Regions from separate parts of the Homo sapiens genome. Here region 2 is linked to region 1. The links are chromatin loops, found by intact Hi-C in ENCODE. Cell type or tissue: IMR-90. All regions are shown on one strand. Each heading gives the region's core, and the rest is flanking DNA. Links, peaks and the distances in the headings are about the cores only.

Region 1 (10,225 bases), core at 987-8,986:
TCCTTTCAGATGGTGTTGGAAAACATTGCAGGAAAACCATGGATACCCACGAAGAAATTCCAAAATTTATTCTTTTTGACGCCAAGGGCCCAGCCCAAAAGGTGACGAGTAGGAGTGGTCAATTTTTTTTTTTAAGAGTTGGGGCTTGCAGGAGTCCAGCTAAACGCTTGTAGGGTGAAGACAGAATTCAGAGGGTGACATCAGCCTGAGCGGGGGCCAGAAGAAACAGAGTGGAGGAGTCTGGTTTCATTTACAGTTTTGGGTCAGTTCTGCAGTGAGGAGGGGGAGAGGAGGGGTCCGGGAGGGAGGAGGAGGAGGAGGAGGAGCTGGAGGAAGCCCTGACTGGTATCCCTGGCCCCAGTCCAGTTTGGAGCTCAGTCTTCCACCAAAGGCCGTTCAGTTCTCCTGGGCTCCAGCCTCCTGCAAGGACTGCAAGAGTTTTCCTCCGCAGCTCTGAGTCTCCACTTTTTTGGTGGAGAAAGGCTGCAAAAAGAAAAAGAGACGCAGTGAGTGGGAAAAGTATGCATCCTATTCAAACCTAATTGAATCGAGGAGCCCAGGGACACACGCCTTCAGGTTTGCTCAGGGGTAAGTGTGATTTCTCTTCTGTTTTTCCAGGTTTGGGGCTAGAAGGAAATGCTCTTAACCTGAAGTGATCCTTTCTAGGTAGCGTTAGTGGCTCTTACGTTCATGCTGATCGCCAGTTTTCTGTACATGTTTTAGGTCTCTGGAAGATTCCGCTGATTTTTCTTTCTCACTTTATGGCAATGGGATTTCCTTAAATTGGTTAAGGTCATGATTGCCTAAGAGTGTGAGCACTTTTCCACCGCGTGTCTGTGGCTGCTACACGCGCCCTGTGCATTCCGGGCGGCAGTGTGTTTCGGCCCATGATTTATTTAAGTTACTGCCGCCTTCTAAAACCCATTCGGGATCCGCTTTGTTTGCAGAAGCGTCTTTGCTGAGGACTAGCATAGCTCCCTGCCGGGCGGCTCCGCTGGGAGATGTTCTCTGAGCTCTCTGGGTGGTGACACTAGGTCAGGGTGCAACAACCTGCATGGGTTTTCTGCCCAGGGCCGCCCATGGGAAGGTCCTGGTGGAGCACATTTGCTGCTTTCACAAGATTGGAGTAACTCTGGTGCTCAGGATCAGGGCCAAGTAAAGGGTCGCTCAGTCATTGCCGTCAAGCTTTCGTCTTTCCAGGAACCTGAAGTCTCTATTGGAGACTTTGTCCCTTGGGGTTGCTTAAAGGAGTTGCAGGGGTCAGAGGAGAAGAAGGAATTGGGCATTTGGGCAGCATGCTGAGTGTCTAAGGCAGGGCCCCTGGGGCTGCAGGGCCAGCCCATGCTGCACAGAGGTGAGGCCAGTGCCGAGCTGGGAGGCCCCGAGGGCTGTTCTCTGGCCCGGAGGATGCAGGGTGGGGCTCGGGCCCTCTCTTGCTGAGGATGGACACGTTCGCTGACAGTGGCCAGCCTGTTTGGGGAACCTGTTTCAAGGGGCCTACTATGTTGGATAATGAACGGGTATTGAAGTATGGGTGGGGTCACTGGGAGGGACTAGGGAGTGGTTAAAGAAAAATCTGCTTCCACAGGAAGCCCCAGGAGCCAGTTTCGAGGCCGGTGCAGACCCCAGGAGCAAACCCCTCTGAGCACAGGGGAGTCTGCTGTGCTGGATGGGGAGGCAGGGCTGTGGCCCCGGCTGACTGGCTTCTCTCCCCACATACAGCTCACCCCGGCGAGGACCACAGGGTGCTAGAGCTGCAGGGTGCTCAGAGCTCACGGGGATGGTGGATGCTCAACCTGGGATCCCCCAGCTCCCCAGGGTCCCATTCTTAATGCTGTAAAAAACAACCGAAATGGCTTTAAAATCAAAGTTACATTGCTCCTAAGCAAAACTATATTGAAAACTGAGTGGGTGGCCGTTGATGACATTACTGGGACTTCTGAGGTTTTTGTTGGGCTAAAGATAATGGAAGAGATTTTTGGTCAGAAGCCACTGATGCAGTAGTTTCCTGGTTTTCAAAATGAGCAACCAGGGGCTCTGAGATGCGGAATTCCTTGCCCAGGCCAGGGAGCGAGTGCCTGAGATGGCAGTGAAATCCTTCCCCATTGAAGGAGAGCAGACAAGCCAGTGACGGAGGATCCCAAATAACTCACATCTCGTTGGGAAAACTGCTTTGGGCTCACTAAGACTCTACCAATGAACCGAGAAAGAAGGGAGGTGGACCGTGGGGCGGGGGCATCGGTTCCGTGACCGGAATACCGGGGCTGGCCGCCCTGCTCAGGCCACCTCCTGGGGGTGGAGGGCGCTGAAGGAGGGGACCTGTATGCTCTTCTTTCTGAAGTGGGCTTGTAGCTGAGGATGAAAGCCTGGGTGGGGAGGCGTGGCTTTTACAAAGATCAGGATGTAGGAACAGCTGCCTGTCTGGACTTCTTTGTTTAGGGGGTTTCTTGCTACCCAGAGGTTTAGTTCTCTCCTTTCCTCACTCATGGTCGAGAGAAGCCAGGAAGCAGACACTGAGTGGAGCAGAGGGCTTGGGAAGGAATTCCATGTTGGGGTGAAGTGAGGCTGTCCTGGCTTTTCCTATCCAGGCATTGGAGGGTGTGGCTACAGCACCTTTCTGGGAGGTGGCTGGGGAAGCCTCTAGAATGTTAGCCCTTGGCCCCGCTCTTTCCCTGCTTGGCAGGGAGCGTGTTCCACCCCACTATAGTTGTGGCCCACAGGTGAGGGGACATGTGGCAAATGTCCAAACCTGGGGTCTGAATGATATTTTTGATACGAGGTAGGCACCTTTCTGAAAAATTGTCTTTACTTCACACTTCATTTTATTTCTAAAGCATTCAGGACTCAGCAAATTGCACTGACTTTATCATCAGTGCCTTTTGTGATTTCCTATCCTAGAACTTAATACGTCCCCGATGAGAAAGTAGGAAGAAGCTCCTCTCTTCAGTCGATTGTTGATTTATGGTTCCAATGAGGCTGCTCATCCTGACCTTAGTTTCAGGAACGGAACCCATAGACCTGGATGCCTAAAGCCAGCTTGAAACAAGACCGCCTTCTTTGGAAGCTTTGGAAGCTGGCAGTGACTTTTTGCCAGCGAGGTTTCATTTGTTTCCTTGCTCAGAGTGTTCAGACAACTGGATCAAGCGTAGTCTTCACCAGCGGTTGATATCACCTCCCACTTATATGTGAAATTCCATGTTTAGGACTTAAAATTCACCGGCAAGTCGTGAATACTATTGCGTGACACTTCCTTGCAGGCGCAGTAACAGCTTTAGCAAAAATTTTTATTTGAAAGTTCAGTTTTGTCACTGCTCTTTTTGGAAGAAGCTGAAAATCTGCTATCTCTTGGGGGAAGGATTGCAGGCGGTTTCCATCTGACAGGGATGTTGTGTACCAGGCAGCTTTTCCACCCTGACTTACGGGAGCAAACTTTTCATGGTGTCCTGGCTGCAGCAAGCAGGCAGTAAAAAACACATCACTGCTACATAAATAGCTGACGATTTGAGGAGGGACCTGACATTTAAAGAAAATCCTATTAGCTCTAGCTAAGAAAATGAAAGCCGCAAACCCTCCAAATTTTAAAGTGGGGGAGCTTTAAAGTTTCCTACTAATTCAGACAGCCATGAACTAGACAAGAATGGTTATCTTCATTCTCCCGTTTCTAGATACAGCTTCTCTGTTTCCACTGTAAAACTTCAGTGGAATTCAGTGTAAAAATTCAGTGCAAAGAAAGGACAATCCTATTCTTTAAATAAAACATGTTGCTTGCCCCCTCTAATGTGTGGTCATGAATGTCTTATTTCCAGGGAGTATTCCACAGGTCCTGATTTTGCAGAGATATTCCCTTCAACAATTCACTTTGTTAATTTTGAAAAATATAATTTTTAATACATTCTGGTCTTATAGTCCATTTTGGGAAAGAGATGAAATTTTGAGGGCTGGGCACTGTGGCTCATCTCTGTAATCCCAGCACTTTGGGAGGCTGAGGTGGGCGGATCGCTTGAGCCCAGGAGTTTGAGACAAGCCTGGGCAACATAGGGAGACCTTGTCTCTACAAAAGCGTTTTAAAAAATTAACCAGGCATGGTGGCATGTGCCTGTAATCTCAGCTACGAGGCTGAGTTGGGAGGATCACTTGAGCCTGGGAGGTTGAGGCTGCAGTGAGCCGTGACTATGCCACTGCACTTCAGCGCCTGGGCGACAGAACCAGACCCTGTTTCAGAAAAAAAAAAAAAAAAAAAGAAAAGAAATTTTGAGTTAGCACGTTCATCCTGGTCTGTTTTTGAAAAGGCAGTTTGGTTTTCTTTCCTCTAGAGGGAGGTGTATCTCTGCGAGCTTCAGAAAAATCTCTGAAGTGGTGCCTGGAGTCTCCCAGGGTGGAGTTTCAGGGTTTGTAGTAACTCAGTGATGACCATCTCAGCAGAGCTTGCGGGCAGTTTTAGGACTGATATTTCAATACATGATTGTCATTATTATATTTATTGTGGCTGTTCATAATAACGGAAGTGTACATACGTTAGAGCTTTGTTTTTCTTCTCTGCTCAGGTGTAAGTGTATTGAGATGAAATTGTGCCATCAAAGGAGGCATCTTTGTTCCCAAACAATTGCATTACAAGGGTATTCAGCAAATAAGACATTTTATAGGAAGCATTTTACCCATATCTAATTACAGAGGTTTAAATGAACAGTCGGGTGCTTGAGAACCAAAGTAGGTTTGCATATTCATGCCATTGCGTATCCCTGTAGAATTACCGGATTTTAGAACTGTAAGGGTGCTCGTGACATGTCCTTTGATACTTTCCCCTAATAATGGACAATGGGTTTTAACATACTTTTAAAAATTCACACAAGCTATGATTATGAATGTCTCGTCTTGAATATTTATTAATACAAATATATATTACTGACTCTCAGATTTATGTCTGTTCGCTTGAGATAACCAGCATTAAGACTCTGAGGGAGACAATTCTAGCTCAGAGCAAAACAAACAAACAAACAAACAAACAAAAAAAACAAAAACCTAACCCTTTGGTTGGTCTTTGTGTTCTCATGTTTACTTAAGTTTAACAAGACCTATTGTGCATCATGGCCTTGAGCCCTGAGGTTCAGGGAGGGGATATATCCCTAATGCTAAATGACGAGTTGATGGGTCCAGCACACCAACATGGCACATGTATACATATGTAACAAACCTGCATGTTGTGCACATGTACCCTAAAACTTAAAGTATAATAATAATAAAATAATAAAAAAAGAGAATACATTCTTGGGGAATATTAAAAAAATGACTAAGACATAGCCCCCTCTCTTCTGGTTGGCAAACATATAATTTCTGTTTGGCTAATTGAAATATCAAAAAAACTACTACCTTGGTGGATGGTTTCTCCACGCCCTTTATGCTTCAGATGAAGAAAGAGAGCTCAGAGAGGTATGCCCAGTGACAGGGCCACAGAGCTAGTAGCAGAATTGTCTGATGTTTCCAATATGCAGACATCTTGGAATCTGGACATTTCAAGGGGGACAAGCCTTTAAGAGTGTATTTTAGGGTGCCATGTGGAGAAAGGTACTCTTCCCATTCCCAGTCTTCCTTGGAGTAGCCTCTTTTAAGTTGATTCAGCAGAGGAGTAACTGTTGCTTAAAAAAATCTGGAAAGAAAAAGGAGAGAAGAAAAAAACAAATACGAAAAGTTCTGCCAAACCTTCTCCCAAAGGCAAATTGTTAGTCTTGTAGGGGTCTGGCTGCATTCAGCATAGTATGATCCTACTGTTCTCCTGAAGTTTAAACTCATGAATTACAGAGAAACATTTGAGAATTGCAAGTGGCCAGGGAAAAGTACAATGGGAAATGTTTCTGTAAAACCCCCTGTGTGTGCTATACATTAGGTTTTCAGGAACCCAGAGCATCAGGAATTGGTCACTGGAAGGAAGAGCTCATGGCTCGGTTTAATTTCAAAATTAAAAATTGAACAGCAGCTGGAGTTGACTCAGATCTCAAGGGAAACCATTCCAGGAAACTGGTTTTTCACTTCTGGAATCTTCATTAGTTGATTCAGCAGCCCAGGGCCGGTACCCAGAGTTAGCGCCAACTCAGCTAAACCCACAGCCGGCCCGGCGGTGCACCAGGGTGCTCTGTTTCTAACTGGGGCTGCAGAAAACCCATCATTCATCAGAGCCCAGGGCAACAGATGGAAGAGAGCAGTCGCAGGACTATGGCCTGTTCGAGCAACAGGCAAGGAGCCTTCTTTTACACAAAAGGGAGGCTGGGAGAGATTGGCCGACCATTGCTGACAGAGGCAGTAAGGAAGTAGAATTTCCCAGGTTACTGCAATAAATCCAGCATGGATGATATTTTATCAGATGTTCCAACTTGATTTTTGAAAAGGTTTCTGTTTTCAAGAATGATTTTATCTTCTCTACTTGATTATAAATTAGACTAGAAAACAGACAAAATATCTAACTTTTCTCTTTACAAAGAGAGCACCTTTCAGCCACTTTAATCATTTACAGTGGAACACCACAGTTTTGGAAAGGTCAGTAGCACCTTAGTTCATTGCCAAGAAGGAAAAGACAGGAATAAGTGCCAAGCTCCAATTTGGATCCAGCAGCGTCACGTGGCAAGGAGTTGGAATGGAGTGGGCATTTGTGCAATATTTCTTGAAGCATTTTCTAATGCACCTTTCTTCTTTAATGTTGAAATGGAACTAGTCTCTGCCTGATGTTTATAATTAGCAGTATAAGTGCAGACAAAATCTTGTCTGGCTGCCGTATATTTCAGAATGTGGAATGTGTTTTACATTTGCATGGTGGCGTCTAGCTTTTCAAATCACACCAGATATGGAACTTTCTGCCTCATGGTTATTATCTGCAATGCTAGGAATATGTTTTAAAGTAATTTTTTCAAATATCTGGGTAATTAATCTGGAGTTTCTTAATTGCCTTTGTAATGGGAAGGAGACCCACCTCTGAGGAGCTTGGCCTAAGCCTGGCTGCAGGTCGGCATATTCTTACAGGTGCTCTCATTCACAGAGGGAGGGCATTGGTAGGGGATGTCCAGGCCTTCTCTTTCTGCATTGCTTTGTTATAATCCACAAGTTGCAGAACAGGTGTTGCTTTGTTAGATTTTACCAGGAAGAGTTGAAGATCTCGAATCCGCTACTCCATATCTAACAAGGACCCCCGTAAGTGACAAAGGACCCCAGTAGGTGACAAAGGAGGTCTAGTTACCCTGCCTGATGAGAAGAGTTTTAAAATGTTGCTATCACAGGATACACATTCAGTTTGAGTCAAACAGATTATTGTTCTAGAGTATTTTCATAGAATAGAAATTCAAAGGCCAGGTGTAGTGGCTCATGCCTATAATCCCAGCACATTGGGAGGCCAGGGCAGGAGGATCCCTTGAGCCCAAGAGTTTGAGACCAGCCTGGGCAATATAGTGAGATATTGTCTCTACCAAAATTCAAAAAAAATTAGCCAGGCGTGGTGGCGCACACCTGTAGTCCTAGCTACTTGGGAGGCTGAGGTGGGAGGATTGCTTGATCTCAGGAAGTTGAAGCTGCAGTAAGCTCTGATCATGCCACTGCATTCCAACCTGGACAACAGAGCTATACTCTGTCTCAAAAAAAAAAAAAAAAAAAAGGGAAAAAAGAAAGAAATGTGAAATCCAAGTTGTTAAATAAACAGTAAAAAAACAAAATTTGCTATATTTCTTTGGAGGTTTCTTGGAGCTCTTCCAAAACATTTTCTTTTGAGGATTCTCCTTTGGGTCTTTCAAACACCAAGAGCATATTAAATTCCACTCTCCTCCTACCCTAATTGCAGGACTTAATAAATCCTTTCTTAGCTTCCTCCCTGAGGAAAAGAACGGGGACTCCTTTCCCAGGATTCGTGCAAAAAGAGAGAGAAAGAGTGAGAAAAAGAGAAAGAAATGGGGCGCTCCTTCTTGCAGTCTAGGAATGGGCGTGGCAAAGGCAAGGGTGGATGAGTGCCTCAAATTTACTGAAATTTGACTTTCTATTTCACAGTCAGTGTGCACGGCTCTCCCACTGTGGTCTTTGACTATTTCCACTGCTCCCATTTTAAACAGGACAATTAGGAACTAACAGAAGTCCCAGAACTTGATAGGAGGGACAGGCTGATTTTAAAAAGCAGTGCTTGGAGAAAACCAAATAAATGACTTCAAAATGGAAGCTCTGGATTTATTTGAGTCTTTGTTTTCAAACTATTTCCTTGTGTGCATGCGTGTGTGTCTCTTTCTTAAAAAAGATTTCCAGACATGGAAAATGAAAAAGGTTTTGAGTAGGCTAAATGAAAACTAATTTACAGAATTGCAAAATAGCTTGGGAAATCATATTCATTGGAATATGATTGAATATGATTTCAGGTTGAAGGGCCATGTAGGGCAATCTTTCTGATGAAAGGTATCCTTTTAAATTTCAAAGGGATAGAAACTAAACGGAAAAAGGCACCTCAAATCCTTTTTAGAATGAGGCAGAGTAAACAAAAAGATGAATAATCCTAAACAGAAAGATGAGAATGAAAATGTGATGAATGTCTCTTATTGAATCTGTTTCCTTTAGGACACAGAATCTAGGATGAAGGAACAGACCCCTTCCAGCCCAAGGATCTCAAGCAGCCAATTCTGAGTCTTTTTTTCATATTTGAAAGAATGATAGTAGACAGCCGACTTCCATTGACATAGAATCTGTGGTGTGTCACCACCAAGGAAGTCTATTTTTTCCCCAAAAGGCATGGGGAGTTTCCTTGAGATCTGGGCCAAATCTGGCACAGCCTCTAGGGTTTCCCGGGGTTCTTCCCATGAGCTTTGGAAATGCTAACTTGGGTTAGGGTTCTGGTTCTATGTTGTTTTTATCTATGTAGCTTTGAACAATCACTTTGCCTTGCTGGGGTTTCAATTTCTCAGCTATAAAATGGAGGGAAATCAGCCATCGGATGGTTGGGAGGAGGGCGTGAAATCCCACCCACAAGACAGAAGCCCAGGAAACGTTACCAGCACTCTCCTCTCTCCTTCCTCCGGGAGGGTGGTGTCGGGGAATGAGCGCGGATGGCTGCCTCATTCCCTCTTGTTGAAGAGGGCGGGTGGTCATCTGGTGAGATGGTGTTTGACATCTTTTAATAATCTAAATGAAAAAGTTCTCCAAAATTTGCTGCCAGGGAATTTCGTTTTTTTATAAATGGAGACTCCAGGACATGACAAACAATAGAAGAGAGTTAATTGCAAACGAAAATATCAGCAAATATTCAACAGCTGGGCTAGGAGCCCACGAGCCACAAGACCTGCTTCCCGCATGATGGCAGGAAAGTGTGTGGGGCCAAAGGCGTTTTTCCCACCTGGGAATTCAGCTCAGTCAAACCATATGGGTTCTGAATCATCAGTGGAGCCTGGATAACGCATTGTCCTACAGGCATTATCTCCCGTCCTTTTCAGAGCTGGAAGGGCTCCTTTCCTTCTCTTCCCTCCCCTCCTCTTCCCTCAATATCTGGATATATTCTGGATAAAATAATTCCTGTGCACAGTGTATTTATCCCATTACTTTGTGTTCCAATGGGAAGTATCTCCACTGAGGGGGCTACTCCTCCAAAGATTCACATCTTGAAAATAAAAATCTTTACATATGATTTTCAATGAACTAAAAGTTCATTTTACTCAGAATGGTTGAAGTAAGTGAGTGATGTCTTAGACTTCCCGGATTTTATTTTGTAACTATTTAGATTGTATTGAGCACTCTGGAAGATGAGAAATGTAATTTTGGAATTGCTCCAGAGTGAGCCCACTCAATGCTTTATATGTGACAGAATCAGTGGATTCAAAGGCTTTCACTGTGTGAGGTATGGGAATGATTAAGAAAACCATTAGCAAAACCTGCTCAAGGCATAATTCACTTGTGCTCTTTGTCAATGCTCCCTGCACAGGTGTCTGCAGCTCTTCCCATCCCAGACTCAACAGTGAGGAGACAGCTCTCATCTTATCATGTCCTATTTTTTCCACCTGGATTACAAAGCCGAATGCTTTACAAAGAGCCTCTATAATACTCTTGTGTTCTCATTCACAAACAAAAATACCACTTAAAATCATGCCTCTTGAACATGGATTAAACATTTAAAGTAATCGAACTGGATCTTCCAGAAGATTTGCATTAAAATTTTTAATTGAAGCAGTGATGCTTAAACTTTTGGGGGGTGAGGAGTGGCACAACTGCCTTTTAGAAT
Region 2 (10,225 bases), core at 1,043-9,042, 290 kb after region 1:
TTTCAGGTGGGCTTCAGCAGCCCCCAATGCTGATTCACACCTGCACCAGGCCTGCTGAGGGGGCTGCTGTCCCAGAGAAGGTGCGGCTTCGGGTTGTGCTTTAGTGCACAGACAGCAAGGGTACAACAGGAAGAAAAGACGCTGTAGGGAGAGAAAGAAGACAGGGGAGGGAAAGAAGATTTGATCCATGATTTCTGCCATGCAGTCAGTGCTTCCATACACAGATGTGTGCACACGTATATGTACGTAGGTCTTGATTTATTTGAGTATGAGCACATTTAGAATTTGGATGACACCAGAGTGGCTCAAGGCTTGCACTCCAAACTTGAAAGAAACAAATCTTTTTCTGTGCTAGAAAAATTTAGCCAATTAAACAAAAACACCAGTTCTATCTTTTTTTCTTGTAATGCTGAAGAAATCCATTTTGAGACTTGGGCATTTTTAATTTTCAATTTTCCCAAGTGCAGCAAATTTCTTTTCAGGGATTGACATTAAGGATATGTGGAGTGTCAAAATTCACATACGCAATGGTTCTTCAATTCTATTATGAAGTTAGAAAACAGATGAAGTACTTAGTGCCCCTCCCAATATTTGTCTAGACCAAACTAGACACAAAAAATGACAACAAAATAATTCAATTAACCAATACTTTTGAACAATGGAAAAACCTTCAGTTATTTGTGTTTTTAATTACAGGATGGATTTGTAAATGCCAAAGGTTCTGAATGTATTTTGAAGTTAATTCAATGATTAGTTTCTCCAATAAAACTTTTGCTCCCCTGGCAGACAGGAGCACAAGGAGAAAGAGGACCCTCGCCTTAGGGGTGACAAATGCTGGCATCTACGCACAGCCATTTGCTCTCATTGTCCCTGAGTTCTGGTTTCTCTTACCAATGTTTGCACATCCGAGTTACAGAGAGAAAGAAAGGAAAGCGCTGTAGCAGGAGCCGGGCTGTGATTTAGGCAGATCATATTCAGGTTGGTGTTAGCCAAATTCCATAACACGCAGACCCCTGGAGATAGGAAAAGGAGCACAGATTCCCTGAACAACTGATTCAACACACCAGCTCTGTTTGTAAAGCATTTCTATGCCCATAAACAGACCTGTGGATCTAGCATCCCAGCACTTTTACTTAGATGGAAAAAGTCTATGCTCTCATTCCAAGCAGGCACCTCCCTTCTTTCCTGTCCTCTGAGAAGACACACAGACAAGGGTGCTGGGGTTACAGCACAGGAGAGGTCGGAGGGTGCGTGGCTGGCACGTAACCGTCAGTGACTCTGAAAGGATATCTCCTGTCCGAGCCTTCAGCCTTGCCAATGTGCATGGGGCAAGCCCAGGGACTCTGCCAGCCCCTGGTGAGGGTCTGTGGAGACAGGGCCAAGAAACGGCTAGAACAGCCTCTCAGCCTGGCTGCTGAGCCTTGGTACGAGCAAATGTAAGGGGCGTGTGGCTGGTCCTGTCAGGTCAGCAGCCAGGGGACTCCAGGAGCCTTCCACAGCCAGGGCAAGCAGCTGCCCAAAGCAGAAGACACAGAACAGCCTGCAAGTCTCCTCAGCAGGCAGAAAAGTTGCTCATGGGCCTCTTAGCAAAAGAGAAGATGCTCACCAAATGTGCTGTTTTGGCTGAAGATATGAAAGCAAACCCAGTGTACCTTTGGAGGGAGAATATAGCTTCATGTAAATAGCCAGTAGCTTTCTAAATGTGCTCTCCAGAGCTCTGGGTTTCCTGAAAGTCCAGGAACGAGGCAGGAGCTTGGAGGAAATGTTCTTTGGTTTTCTATGCATGCATTGGTCTCTGAAGGGGCAGAGCAGCTCTGTGGCGCTGGACCCAAGACCTTTGGACCGTGGGTGGGGAGCGCCTGAAAAACAATAGCACGGAGCTGGGCAGAGCTCCCCTGGCCCAGCCGCTGTCTCAGGTTGAACATCTGAGACCTTGTGAAATGTTTGTAGGTAGCCAGATGGCCTTTGAAAGGATCTGGAGAAAAGGTCCCTTACATCAGTGTAAGGTAAACTCTGGGATGTATTTTTCTACCATTATCCCTGAACTCTCAACAAAATTGTATTAAAATATGTAGACTGGTTTCTGCTGTACTATGTTGGATTTGGGAAACAGGAGATGAGGTAGATCAATGTATCTGCCAAGGCCAGGGTGACGGCAGGACCAATGTCACTGAGAGAGCACAGCTTCACAGAGGAGCATGGTTTCATGTCAGGACAGCAGGGTAGCAGGTGATGCTCCAGACACCACTGGGAGACCTCTGTCAGGGGTGCTGTGCTTACAGCAGGCTGGCTTAGTTAGAGCAGTTCAAGGTAGCTCTGGCGGCAAGAGTGATCTGTTATATACAAAATGCGTAGAGATGGAAGGGCAATTAAGATTAAGATGATGACAGGCAAGACAGTTCAGATAGTGATTCTTTTGCTTTAAAGACATTGAAAACAATGGGTTTCCTTTCTAGATATCTTTCTTCCTACTCTAAGTTAAACACCAAAGAACAAATTCAACTGGAGAAGTGCGCCATCAAAGCATGCCTGTCTCTTTTCAGACGTCTGGAACTGGTTGGGGAATCAGGGCTCTGGGGGAGTATGGATGGAAAATCATGCGAGGAGTCATCGGGTGTCTGAGGCTGTTTTTCTAAAACCATAAAGACTTGGGTTCCCAAAGATGGTTTTGGAAGTTGAAGTATAAACCAGCCAAGGCTGTTAGAAGCCATGCTTCAGAGACTAGAAGACACTGTAATTTTTCTGCATCATTTTATAAACACATGCACATTGATTTTTAGGTCTGTCATACACACAGTGGGAGTCAGAGGACCTGATGTCCCCACACCAGAAAGCCAACTTTTCCCACTCTGAATGTCCCCGCATTCTCAGGAACAAACCTGCAGCAATGACCCCGAATGGTTTATCTCAGAGGTTTATTTTGGAACCTGAAGACCAGAAACTAGTTCAGTCCCTGCTCATCTTTCTCGCCCCGAAACCCTCTCCAGAGGAAGAAGAGCCCCCACTCATGTCATCCCCGCACACTGAGGGAGGCTGCGTTGGGCCCATCCCTCCAAGATCCACTCCACCCGTGTGGACTCCTCCAGGAATATTCTTCACAAGAGCAGTAGCTGCTCCTGGGAGTGCATTTTCTCTCAGATGTACCAGTGAGGGTCACCTGCATGAGTGGAAGCAAGACCATGAGATGCAGAGGAGGCAACCAAAGGGCTGCCCTTTTTCTGCACTGGCTCCCTGGGCAGCCTGTGGTGCAGCCCTGCCCTCAGCGGCAGCTCTGAGACATCGGACATTGCCTCTGTCACTTTACAGAGTACAGACTGATTATAGTTCAGGACTTCTCCCTTCTCTCCAATGCAAACAACACACAGAAAAAACGAACGGACTTGCTATTAAGTAAGAAGGAGGGGCACAGATGTAGCTCCCAGAATCAAAGAAAGGGATCTGCATGAGCTTCCAGTGCTGCTGTAACAGCTACTACAAATGCAGTAGCTTGACAATATCACATTTATTTGCTTAAAGTTCTAAAGGGCAGAATTCAAAAATGAGTCTCACTGGGCTAAAGTCAAGGTGTCAGCAGGGACATTTCCTTCTGGAGGCTTCAGCGGAGAATCAGCTTCTTTATCTAGCATGGTTTCGAGAGGATGCCTGCATTCCTTGGCCCATGGCCCCTTTTCTGTCTTCAAAGTGCATTGCTCTGACCTCTACTCCGCTCCCATCATCACGTGGCATTCTCATTTCTCTCTATCTCCTCCTGCCACCTCTCATAAAGAACTCTGTGATTATGCAGATGACCCATGTGGATAGCCCAGGGTCTTCCTTTTTTTAAGACCCTATCCTAGTCCATTTGTGCTGCTGTAACAAAATGCCACAAACTAGGTAATTTATAAATAATAGAAATGTATTTCTCACAGTTTTGAAGACTGGGAAGTCCAAGATCAAGGTGCTGGCAGATTCAGTGTCTGGTAAGAACTTCCTCTTTGCTTCTAAGATGGCATCTTGCTTCTGTATTCTCACTTGGCAGATGGTGGAAGGGAAAGAGGGACGAACACTGTGTCCTCAAGTGGCAGAAGAGATGGAAAGGCACTTTTGTAAGGGCACAGACCCATTCATGAGGGGCTCTGCTCCATGACTTAATCACCTCCTAAAGACCCCATCTGTTAATGTTGCCACATTGGTGATTAAGCTTCAACATATGACTGTTGAGGGGGCACATTCAGGCCATGGCAGATCCTTAACTTAATCACATCTGTAAAGTCTGTTTTGCCATGTAAGGTCTCATAGTTATAGGTTCCAGGATTAGGATGGGGACATCTTGGTGGGCCACTGTTCAGTTAACCATAGGTTCCAAGGTCAGAGATTTCAGGGACTGGACTCAGACACAGATCTCAGAGTCCCTGTTGGCAGGGGTCCCTCTCTTTGTCCCCAGTTTGCTGTTTCTCTGTGCGCGTTCATGATTTACACAGTTCTTGTACCCATTTCAGATTCTCCTGGTCTCATCTGTCCTTGCCGCCAAGATGGATTATCTGCAGGAACTTGGACCAACTTCACGGAACCTTCCTTATGTTCTGTTCATACTGCCCAGACCTGCCCTGGCTTCCCTGTTGCTCCTGAGGCAGAAGAGGCCTTTGGACTTACTCGGCCCCACATCTGTACAGTCCAGAGATGCTGGGGGAATTAACACCACAAAAGGTTGACTTTAGATCAATGTGAGACAAGTATTTCAACTATGATTGTGTATTTGTCAGTGCCTCTTTGTAATTCTGTGAGTTTTTTCCTTCATTTATTTGATAACATACTGTATAATAATGCACATTTTAAATTCTCATGTCTTCCTGGTTAACATTTTTATTTAGTCCTAATGTCGTGGGCTTCTTTGCTGGGGATTATGGTGTCAGCATCCTTTTAGGGATCATTTTTCTGCCTACCACAACTATGATTAACTTTTTGCCAACAATTTTGAGAATATAGGTGAAGTGTGTATTTTCTTGGGAAAAATCTGGTTGCTTATTTTAATTGGTAATACAGTAACACTTCCTTTTTGTTGATTCTTGATCTGGGATGTAAACATTTCTTCTTTCAGTGTTCAAATTTTCTTGTCATTTCATGTTATGTGTTTCTGTTGTAAAGTGTATATATATTTGAATTTTGTTTTATCATCCAATATGAGAGTCTGTTTTGTGAGTTTAGTTTCTTTATATTTATTGAGCGGCCATTAGCTTTGATTACTTGATACTTCCTTAAGTTGTGATTTCTAATGGCCATGTTTCTTTTTCCACATTTTTTGTTTCCTTCTTTTTTCCTTTTACTCCCTTAATGGTTTCAGAGTCACACACATTCTCTTGTCTACTGTATTATGTTCAGTATATTTGGCTCCTCTCTCTGCAGAGCTTCTGCTTCAGGAGGATTAGACTTACTGGCTCTATTGAGCCAGCCATAGCTGACTTTCTCTGGCTGATGAAACATATGTGAAAGTGACGGTGTCACTTCCAAAGAGAAGCAACAAGAGCCAGCACGTGGCTCCCCAGGTCTCTTCTCCCTCTGCTGAGTGGCACAGAGAGGCTGCTGGGTGGCCGGCATCCTAGAGTGATGCTGACAGAGAAGACGGCCTCTGCTGACCCCCAGTGGACAGGCAGCAGAAGCGTAAAAGAAACATTTGCTAGTAGTGTAAAGCACCAAGATCTGCAGGCCATTTGTTAGCGCAGCGTGGCTTAGCTTATCCTGACTGGTATGGTAGTTCCGATAAGCAAGTAGGAGGATTTTAAATGCCTTTATTTCACAATCATCTTAGATTGCTAGTTTAGACCGCTAAACTTTTAAATATAATTCAAGTGCTCTACAATGACTTTTCTGCTTCTAATAAATGTTTGACTATATTAAAATTGTTTATCAAAAATAAATTTGAAACTGTTCAATAAAAAGAGATTGATAGTTTAGATAAGGGTAGGGTTCTAGATTTACAGTGATTTTCATTCATCCCTGAATCTCAAATACCTTTCCAATAGCTACCACTAATATTAACTGTTATGATTACTTATTGGCTGCTTCCTAAGAACCCATCACTTTGCTAAGAGCTCCACATTGTTTTCTCATTTAATCCTCACAACAACCCAATTTAGCAATTGAGGAAACTATGACTTAGTGGCAGTTAAGGAACATATATATGAGCACAGCTAGTCAATATTAATAGCAGAGCAAGAACTCAAAGTCAGGGCTGCCTGATTTCAAAATTGTGTGCCATGCTGTTGTACCAATAAGCCCCTTCCATGGTACTCCACTGAAGAACAATGTGTGCCAATGCAAAGCAAATCTAGATCACAGTTGTTATTTCTATGATCACTCATCAAATATATACTTGCCCCTGTCTCCCATTATGAGTGGAGTCTACTTCCCTGCCCTGTGGGTTTTTCCCTTGTTCCTGTGCTTACACAGAGCATGGGATGTCAGCAGTCTTGTGAGGGGAGGATTGGCACAGGGCTGTGAGGTTTAGCTTGCCCTCCAGTGCATGGCTGATCCACTGGGAGAAGAATGTGGCCAGACAGCTGTGGAGCAAAACTGAACCCAGAATAGAGCTCAGAGTCAAGTCCCCCTGAAGGTTAGGCTGAAGTTGAGCCATCCATATCCTGCCCCATCAGCCAAGCCGTGGCTCTTGTGCTCACCCATGAGCATGAGAATACAGCTTTTTGTTGTAAGCCATTGAGTTTTGCCTCCTTTACAAATGTTATTTTAATTTTTTAAGTAGCACAGTAATGATTATTCCTGTTCCCAAAATGTTTTGTCACATCCTAGATTACTTCTTTAGAAAGATGACTAAGAGAAAAATTACTGGGCCCAGTGAATGGGATTCTTGAGGCATTTAATATGCTCCTTTCATCTGAACGTTTGACACTAAGGATTTCAAGATGTCTCTGTTTTCTTTCTGAAACTTCATGTCTAAGTGATCATTATTATCCATGGCCTCAGGCTCAAGGAAGCTCTCTGATTTCTTTCCTCTGTGTCAGTCGGTGAGAGAACTAAGACCACTAAGGTCACTGGCTTTGCCTTGATGCATCCACCATGCCACTGCGGGAACCTAGGCAAGCAAACACCTCACTTCCGCCATTTACAAAATGGAGACACCCAGCCCCATAGTTTTGCGAGGATGAAGTCACATATATTGAGAACACAGCAGTGTACTAAACTAAAATAAAGAACTTAATTCAAGCAATACATACACAGGCAAAAAATCACCAGCTCTCCGAGTTGGAGTCTCTCTTCCCCTTCTGATGACGAAAGGACTAATGACCACAACCTACTGGTGCACCTGGCATATCCACACCTGACTCCCAGCAGCTGCTGTCAGGGTGGACGTGAAGGCCAAAGGCTGGGGCTGAGCAATTTAGCATGTGGTTCTTTGAGAAATCTCACAAAAGCTTCTTTTATCACTTGAGGACACATCACCATCATCACCATCAGAGATGACCATTAGTTTTCATTAATGGCATTAATATATTAATATATTTCCCCACTTGCTTTACAAAAAATATGGAAGGTAGTTACCAAAAAACATTCAGGAGAAAGAGAATTAAGTACAAGAGCTGGGTGTGTGGGCAGTAAGTAGAGGGAAAGGGGAGCTGGCAAGTTGAACAAGAAGGAAAATGAATGCCACGTGCCTGTGAACAGCTGCTGGGCTCTGTATTCAGTTTGAGCTCTCTACAAGCCAAGGCAAAATGATGGAAGTAACCAATTGTAAGATACACAGTATCCACAAGGCCCTCTCTTGACACCCATATCAGAGAGCAATTTCTCACTTAAAACATTACTTGGTGATACAGGGCACAGCCCTTTCCATATTTCAGTAGAATACACGAGTCGTTTTCTCTGCCTCCTTCTCATACTGTCGCCCCAGAGGCACAGGCCCCAAGCAAGTGCACAGTGAGGGCTGAAATGGAGAGACTGTAAATCCTCAGAGCTGCTGCCCCAAGCATCAGGGTGCTCAAGAATCACTGGGGTCTTGTTAAATGCAGATTTGATTCAGTGTGTCTGGACTGGGGCTTCCAGGCGATGCCCAACTTGTGGTCCAGGAAGCACACTTTGAGAATATTTTTCACAACTGAACCTTTCATAAAACCTGGATACAGAGTGTTTGGGGTTAATTTTCTGATGAGAGCTGGGTGCTCTCACATTCTATGCGGCAGTCAAAGGCAGGGCCACATGGTTTGAATGTGCAGGGCCAACCTAACGGTCTCTGATGATATTAACAGGCTGGACCAGGGCTGGAGCTTGCAGCTAAAGCCACTGCACTTCTCCAAGCAGAGGGGCCATGGCACTGCTCACCCCCTAGCCATTCCCTTATGCCAACACTGCAGGTGACCGGCTTTTATTCTTAGTCGATGTCCAGGATAATTTTGTTAGGTTTTGTATATTTTAATTTTTGCTTAAATTTAGCATACATGTGGATTTGATCATTTAAACTGGTGAGTGACAAGTGTGTGACAAGCCCCTAAAATAACGCCTTGGCTGGGTCTTTTAAATAATTTTTGTTCTCTTCATCCTCACAAAATAACTAATGGGTACTGCGCTTAATACCTGGGTGATGAAATAATCTGTATAAGAAACCCACATGACACAAGCCTACCTATGTAACAAACCTGTACATGTACCCCTCAACTTAAAATAAACGTTAAAAATTGTTCTTAATTATTAGGAATTCAGCCTCTAATTCCCCATAGATTTTCTTCCTTGCCAAGTCTTAGTAAACTTATCCATTCCACTCATATGACAAAAGAACTGACGACTCAAGGGCCAAACAAACTATTTAAAAAGCAAGAACATGAAGAAAACCTTTTTTTCAAAAATATCTAATAACTCAAGAGCACTTCTTCGGCCCTTAGAAAAGACTTATTTAAGCCTTTGAAGGGACTGCGTTTCAGCCAGCAGTGATGGTGATCGGACATTCAAGGAATGAAGTGGTAGGAATGACCCTACACACCAAGTGAGTTATGGCAGCACATTGTAAACAACAAGACACCGGGTGACAGCGAGGAGTGAGAATCAAGCAGATGTTTGGCTCTGGCTAAGCACATGCTTTACACATCTCAACTCAAGAGGGTTTTCAAACACAGCATCAACCCCATGTGTTTGGTTTTCCTTGTCAGAGCCCTTCTGCTATCTTGAGGAAGGGATGGGTGGAAATACAGAAAAGCTGCCCTGCACAGATTCCTGCATCTACATCCACAGCTCCAGTCACATGAAAGACACCAGACGCAGCATCAAAACATTTAGCCAAGATAATGTTGACAATGTAAGATAATGTTGAAAACTAAAGCTTCCTAATCTTTTGAAGTTGGTCCATATTAAATTGCCTCAGGCAAAGTTAAGGCAGTTGAGGCCACACTCCCATATTTCCATTTACATTCTTTGTATTTTATGACAGAAATACATTGAAAATCTTGTTCACCAGTCTGCTAAAAATCAGGGTTATAAGGGGAGACATCCAACAGGCTTAAGGCTCCCAAATGGATTTGGAATTTTTTGGACCTTACTCGATTGACCTCATTCACTGCCCAACCTCACAAACAACCTAATTCAGTTTTCAAACCATGTTATTTAACCGACACAGGATAGCCATGAAGAGGTTCTTATTACCTTATGCATTATTATGCACTGGGCATTTTGCCCTTTGTCCTGAATTGCTCTTCTTAGAGATCAGGTGCAGGTGCACAATTAGGAGAACATTATTCAATCAAAACTGTTTTTGGCAATTCCTCCCATCATGTGACTCACAAGTTAAAAATGGTCCAGTTCCTCTTTCATTTAGAATGAAATCTTTTCCTGCAGCTCCACCCAGGAGAAAAAATCATGATTCACATTCAGGATGCACATATGCTGGTCAGGTGGGTGCACACAACATGCTCATTCAAGTCCACTCATTTCTTAAAAAGATGTCCAAAGACTCCTGGCTTCCCACTATCTCAATTGACCCAGGAGAATGTCATCAATCATTTACATGAATAAAATGTCCACCCTGGTTTTAGCTTGTCTTTAGATATTTGGATAAAACTACACAATCTTTTCCACTAATTTTGAAAGCTTCCTTTACTTAGAGAAGCAACAAATTCAGAGGAAAGTTACTACTTTGCTCAACCACAAATATGATGCAGATTACTCAAAAGTTATTGACTCTAGCAAAACGGCAAACCCTTACCTTTCTCCAACTGCAGTGATAGCAAGGGTTCTCAGGTGAGAGGAA

The links. Hi-C counts contacts between places; a loop is a spot of excess contacts. Peaks named below come from ENCODE experiments on the same cell type or tissue, not always from the same donor. Only the 100,000 strongest peaks of a DNase experiment are listed, where the experiment ranks them.
Region 2: it touches region 1 in a loop (6-fold over the local background); 20 of 110 quality-filtered maps call a loop at or near these places.

Annotation. Positions count from the first base shown.
Region 1 is chr2:237,404,316-237,414,540 of GRCh38, reverse strand. COL6A3 (collagen type VI alpha 3 chain) reads left to right here and starts at 377. Exons shown (of 44, transcript NM_004369.4): 1 at 377-588. In IMR-90, for the core only: a CTCF peak has its summit at 4,318 (motif pointing right); DNase peaks (open chromatin) are centred at 2,440, 4,330 and 6,050; H3K4me3 peaks cover 5,409 bases; H3K27ac peaks cover 5,588 bases.
Region 2 is chr2:237,117,787-237,128,011 of GRCh38, reverse strand. No RefSeq gene overlaps it. Among named protein-coding and RNA genes, the nearest start is that of COPS8, 37 kb to the right of the region's middle. RefSeq lists enhancers at 888-1,402, 1,403-1,918. In IMR-90, for the core only: a CTCF peak has its summit at 5,612 (motif pointing left); a DNase peak (open chromatin) is centred at 5,571; H3K27ac peaks cover 957 bases.